2 separate regions of the Homo sapiens genome follow, and region 1 is linked to region 2. Evidence: chromatin contacts called from ENCODE Hi-C or POLR2A ChIA-PET data. All regions are on one chromosome and are shown on one strand. The core of a region is the stretch at or near the end of the contact, and the rest is flanking DNA. Distances in the headings are between cores, read along the strand shown. Region 1 holds the start of CDK4 (cyclin dependent kinase 4). Region 2 holds the start of NXPH4 (neurexophilin 4).

Region 1 (2,700 bases), core at 201-2,700, 540 kb before region 2:
TCTTATATTCTCAGCCAGATGGTTAAGGAAAACAGAAGTTAGAGTGGAAGGAGTGGCAAATAGGGTAATAAAATGGCTTTAGATTTTAGACAAATTCTCACAAATGAGACACTAACCGCTTTCCTCCTTTACTCCCATACCCCCAAAGGGCTGGGAGATAAAGACCTTGGAGCCAATAAAACAAAGTAGGAGAAATCTACTTGTGTCTACCTAGGTGTCTGGGCAGAGGCCATTTGGGAACAAGTGTGTTCTGGACAGTGCTAAGTGCTAAGAAAGCGGCACTAGGGAAAAAGAGGGAAGCACAATAACTCCAAATGAGTAGTCACAAGGTTTGCAGAAGGGGGCATGTCATTTTCATTCATTGTGGTGGTCTGGAGGGTGCAGGGGGTGTGGTGGTAACTTTCTTGCACATGTGCAATCCTGTATCCGTCTTATATATGATGTGATAAATAATATCATATACATACATATATACATAGAAGCATATATGCACACATACAAATATCACATAATCATAGAACCTTCCTACTGGAAAAAAAAAAAAAACTTAAAAGGTCAAGTATTCCTGTCTCCTGCTCATCAATAACTTCTCTGCCAGATGGCCTCAGGTCTTTGCATTAACACTCCCAGGGAGGTTTGGAAGTTGGAAAAGTGAGAGGATTACCTTGTCACTGAGCCTGTTGGATTACTGTATTAATCTGCCTTCCGTCATCCTTTAATCGTAGTTTTGCCCTCAAATGGGCATTGTTTACTCCCTATTGTAGAAGACCCCATTGTTGGCTACATCTTTATAGATAGTCGTACCACTACTTTAAAGGGCCAGTGACAGACACCAAAAACAAAATAAAAACCCACATACACACTGGAAGCAAGCACTCAGTAAAATGTTGTAGAATTAATGAATGAAACAATGACACAAATGAGAGTATGTTTTCTCATGGTGGAGCGAAAAGGTGACAGCATCACCTCTGGTACCCCAACTCCCACCCCCTCCCCAATGCAGACAGGCTGAAAGACCGGTAGTGAGACTGGAGTTCAGCCTTCAGACCGGTAGTGAGACAATCCTTCAGCCGGGAGTTGGGCTCTGGGTGGCCTAGGTTGCCATGGCACCGCCTCGGGCTCCACCCTCTCTTGTCCCCCTCACCGCTCCCCCCCTGCAGCGGGGGTTGTGGCAGCCAGTCACGTGCCCGCCGCGTAGCCACACCTCTGCTCCTCAGAGCAATGTCAAGCGGTCACGTGTGATAGCAACAGATCACGTGGCTGCCATCGCCCCTCCGCCCCCTTACACTCTTCGCCCTCCTCCCAGTCGAAGCACCTCCTGTCCGCCCCTCAGCGCATGGGTGGCGGTCACGTGCCCAGAACGTCCGGCGTTCGCCCCGCCCTCCCAGTTTCCGCGCGCCTCTTTGGCAGCTGGTCACATGGTGAGGGTGGGGGTGAGGGGGCCTCTCTAGCTTGCGGCCTGTGTCTATGGTCGGGCCCTCTGCGTCCAGCTGCTCCGGACCGAGCTCGGGTGTATGGGGCCGTAGGAACCGGCTCCGGGGCCCCGATAACGGGCCGCCCCCACAGCACCCCGGGCTGGCGTGAGGTAAGTGCAGTCCCTTCCCAGGAATGAGAACCAGTGCCCGCCCCCCTCACAGCTTTCCACGCGTTCGTTTCGCGAGCTGGTTATGGAAGGGTCGCTCAAGGGCGGGAAGTGGGGCCTTTGTGGTCATGGGAAAGTATAATTTTAGGGACTGAGGTGTAGGATCTTCGATGCAAGGCATGTGTCATGTGTGATCTTTGTGCGGGGCGCGATTGTCCCAAAGGAAAAAGCGTTTTCTATTGCAGGGCCTCACGTGGCTGGAGGGGTTGGTATTGAGTCATTGTGTTATCTCTGGGGCCGGCCCCAAGGAAGACTGGGAGCGGGGGATGGGATGCTGGTGGTGTTCTTTGCGCTTTTTTTTTGGGAGTCCCTTTGTTGCTGCAGGCTCATACCATCCTAACTCTGTAAGCGACTTTTGGTGATAGGAGTCTGTGATTGTAGGGTCTCCCTTGATCTGAGAATGGCTACCTCTCGATATGAGCCAGTGGCTGAAATTGGTGTCGGTGCCTATGGGACAGTGTACAAGGCCCGTGATCCCCACAGTGGCCACTTTGTGGCCCTCAAGAGTGTGAGAGTCCCCAATGGAGGAGGAGGTGGAGGAGGCCTTCCCATCAGCACAGTTCGTGAGGTGGCTTTACTGAGGCGACTGGAGGCTTTTGAGCATCCCAATGTTGTCCGGTGAGAAGGTGGTGGAGGGTTGGGCGTGGGGAGTAAAGGGAAAAGACAGCCTATAGGTGGGGTGTGATGATCTGTAGAGAAGTGGGGACCCTGAGGAAATAATGAGAGGCCATGTTGGGTTAAAGGGGATTGAAAAGTGAGCATTTACTCTGGTCAGGCTGATGGACGTCTGTGCCACATCCCGAACTGACCGGGAGATCAAGGTAACCCTGGTGTTTGAGCATGTAGACCAGGACCTAAGGACATATCTGGACAAGGCACCCCCACCAGGCTTGCCAGCCGAAACGATCAAGGTGAGTGGGGTTGGTAGGCATTGAGAGGTGGATTGGGACCTTTGTAGTAGAACCTTCTGGGATTTCAGGTATGGTGCCTAGTTTCCAGTGCATCTGTACCTCCCCTTTGAAACTAGGATCTGATGCGCCAGTTTCTAAGAGGCCTAG
Region 2 (2,700 bases), core at 178-2,677:
GTGATTTGGCTGAGCAGGCAGAGGTCCAAGTGTTGGGGGAAGAAATACACCCCTTCTAGACTCTACAGGGGCTGAGGGTACAGAGAATGAGGGTTTGGGGAATGACCTGCCTGCCCCCAAACTAGGTAGGTCACAGTTGGGGGTCAGAAAACAGGGAAGCCATAGGCAGGGGAGGCTGGTAGAAGGAAAATGGGGGACTGGGGCCTGGGCCCCCATTGCGGGCACACACCAGGGGCATAGGCAGATGGCTGCACTGTGAGGCAGGCACTGACACTCACTCATGCAAAGCCAACACCACACACCACACCAGTATACACATGTACCCTCGGCCCCAGTACTGGACCAAGCCTGGCTTCCCTGGACACATGCACACAGGTGCACACGGTGACCCACGCCCTCCACCCAGCACATATGAGCACAGCATGTTCGCAGGTTGAAGCCTCCAAGTCAGGAAGGAGGCAGATCAAGTCTGAGCTCCCTTAGCCTCTGGCTCTTCGCCCGAGAGCCTCAGGGAAAGAGGCCTTGGAGTGGGGTTGGAGGCAGGGAGGGCATGGGAGGAGAGACTCCCCTTCCAGACAGCCTCCCCCTTCAGTGGGGCACGAGAGGGGGGTGTGTCTGTGAGGTCGTGCAGGGGAGATGGTGTCTCCGTGGGAAATGTGATGGGAGGCTGGCTGTAGCCAAGTTCAGCCGTGTCTGCCTGAGTCCGTGTGTGCGTGTGTGCTCGGGCCATGGATGCTCCCGACACAGAGCCCACCTGGCATGGTGACAAGTGCAGAGAAGAGAAATGGGAAGGCGGGGGTGGAGGGGTGGAAGGACAGACAGACAGTGAGGCAGGCGAGCGAGACTGGCGCGGAAAGACGGCAAGGCTGACACCCTGCTGGCTTGTCTGTCTGTCTCGCACTCCCGCTCTGTCTGGCGCACTCGCGGGTCGGGCTTCGTCCCCTCCCCCGCCGCGCCTGAAGTCGGCTGCAAGGGGGACCTCCGCCCGGCACCCTCTCCAAGCCTCAGCCAACTTGCGCTAGGAGAGTGCCCGTCCTGAATCGGGCAGTCTGTCTGTCCGCTTCCCCCGCGCCGCGCAAAGTTGGGACGCTCGGAGCTGGGGGCGGGGCGGGCGCACGGAGCCCCTCGCACACTGGGACCTTCGCGTCCCGGAACCCCGCGCCCGCGCTAGCGCCCCAGCCCTGCCACTCTTACCTTCCTAAGGAGCCACGGGCCAAAGAGCAAGAGGAACCATTCCGGGAGCAGCCGCATCTTCTCTGGCGGCTGAGCGGGGCAGGCTGGGCGGGTCTCGGGCAGGCGGGAGCCAGGCCTAGGGACGCGGGGCTCCGGGCGGGCGGCGGGGCGGCTGCGGGAGCGGCGGGAGCGGCGGGAGCGGCGGGAGCGGCGGCGCGGCCCGCGGACTGGGCGCGAGGCGCGGAGCCGGCGCTGGGGGCGGGGCGCGGGCGGGGGAGAAAGTTGGGTCTGACTCCGCGGGCGGGGGGCGGGGCTCCGCGGCGCTCCAATCCCGGCCGCGCCCCGCGCGCCCCCTCCCGCCCAGCTGGGGGCACCGAAGGTGACTTTCACACCGGCACGCCCCGGACACGCCCCTGGCCCAGGTGCGAAGCGGAGGGGGTCGAGGGGCTCAGGCACTGGTCCCCCGAGAGGCCGCGTCTGTGCGCCCAGGAGGAACGGGGCAGGGCGTGGGGCTCTGGGCTCCGGGCCCGTGCACCTGGAGTGGGGGCGCCGCGGAGCCCAGCCGGACGACGCTCTCCAAGCCCCGGGCCTCTGCCCTGTTCAGGGCCAAGGTGTGTCGGGGCAGGCGCAGGGCAGGGGCCGAGGTGGGGACGGGCGGGGCCTCGGGCGGCTGCCGCCGCGCGATGCTGACGGGGATGGATGGGCGCCCCGCGGCTCATTCGGCCCGGAGATGAGAATCATTGATCACGGACGGAAACCCCATCACGTCTGTCAATAGGGCTGACAAACGGCGCCCTCCGCCCCGTCCCCGCCTCACCGCACCTCTGCGGTCTCAGGACCCCTCGGCTAGACCGGCTGTTCACCTTTGCCCCTGGCCCCCACCACTGACCCCCACGAGGCCCAGTGCGCCTCTGCATGGGGGCTGGGCAGGAAATCCCTCTCAGCGCCGCCTGCCTGGCCTCTTGGTGCAGTCTCTGTTCCTCCCCTCCCGCCGTCCCATCTTTCACCACCAGCTCTTCTAGATCCTTGTCCCCATTCCCTATCTCTGTCCTTGTCTCTGTCCCCAGCCCCAGCTCTCTGCCCCCATCCTCTTCTCTGTTTCTTCCTCGGTTCCCTCCTCCCCACTGCCTCTCTCTCTCCTGCCCGGGTGGTTTCAGCTGTCAGCTGTTGCTATGCACTGAGGCTGTGGCTGAGGTTGTGGTATGACCAACACCTAGACAGAGATAGGGACAAGCAAAGAGACTGAGAGACAGACACATCCCTTGAGAGCCCACCCCAGGGATGCACGCAGATGCCTTCACGGGGACAGGGCACACAGAGCGAAATACAGAGACAGGCGCACACCTAGCGGCACCCCAACACACAGAGGAGCACAGCAACAGAGGTGAGCACACCTGCACCCAGACGAGCACACCCAGACAGTTGCTCAGTGCGCTCACCCTCTCTTTGTCTTGGCAGAGAGCAAACACCCACAGAGGTGGACACACACACTGAGACATACACAGGTGTATGCTGTCACTGGCAGCC

The links. A loop is a pair of places that touch in the nucleus more often than their neighbours do. ChIA-PET counts read pairs that join two places held with the same protein, here RNA polymerase II (POLR2A). Pooled maps may share reads with other maps.
Region 1: a loop to region 2 is called in a pooled map, with 3 times the contacts of the local background. The contact joins the promoter of CDK4 here to the promoter of NXPH4 in region 2. A Hi-C loop is called at or near these places in 5 of 37 single-sample maps with no recorded cell type and 10 of 50 pooled maps. POLR2A ChIA-PET finds 5 or more read pairs at or near these places in 3 of 52 experiments (GM10248, H1 and OCI-LY7).

Annotation. Positions count from the first base shown.
Region 1 is chr12:57,751,060-57,753,759 of GRCh38, reverse strand. It overlaps CDK4 (cyclin dependent kinase 4), which reads left to right and starts at 1,450. Exons shown (of 8, transcript NM_000075.4): 1 at 1,450-1,585; 2 at 2,024-2,260; 3 at 2,418-2,553; 4 at 2,670-2,700. The coding sequence starts at 2,043. RefSeq lists silencers at 1,001-1,120, 1,351-1,430, 2,161-2,300 and an enhancer at 1,091-1,824.
Region 2 is chr12:57,215,521-57,218,220 of GRCh38, reverse strand. It overlaps NXPH4 (neurexophilin 4), which reads right to left and starts at 1,427. Exons shown (of 2, transcript NM_007224.4): 1 at 1,195-1,427. The coding sequence starts at 1,251. RefSeq lists enhancers at 167-773, 774-1,382, 1,530-2,029 and a silencer at 1,405-1,864.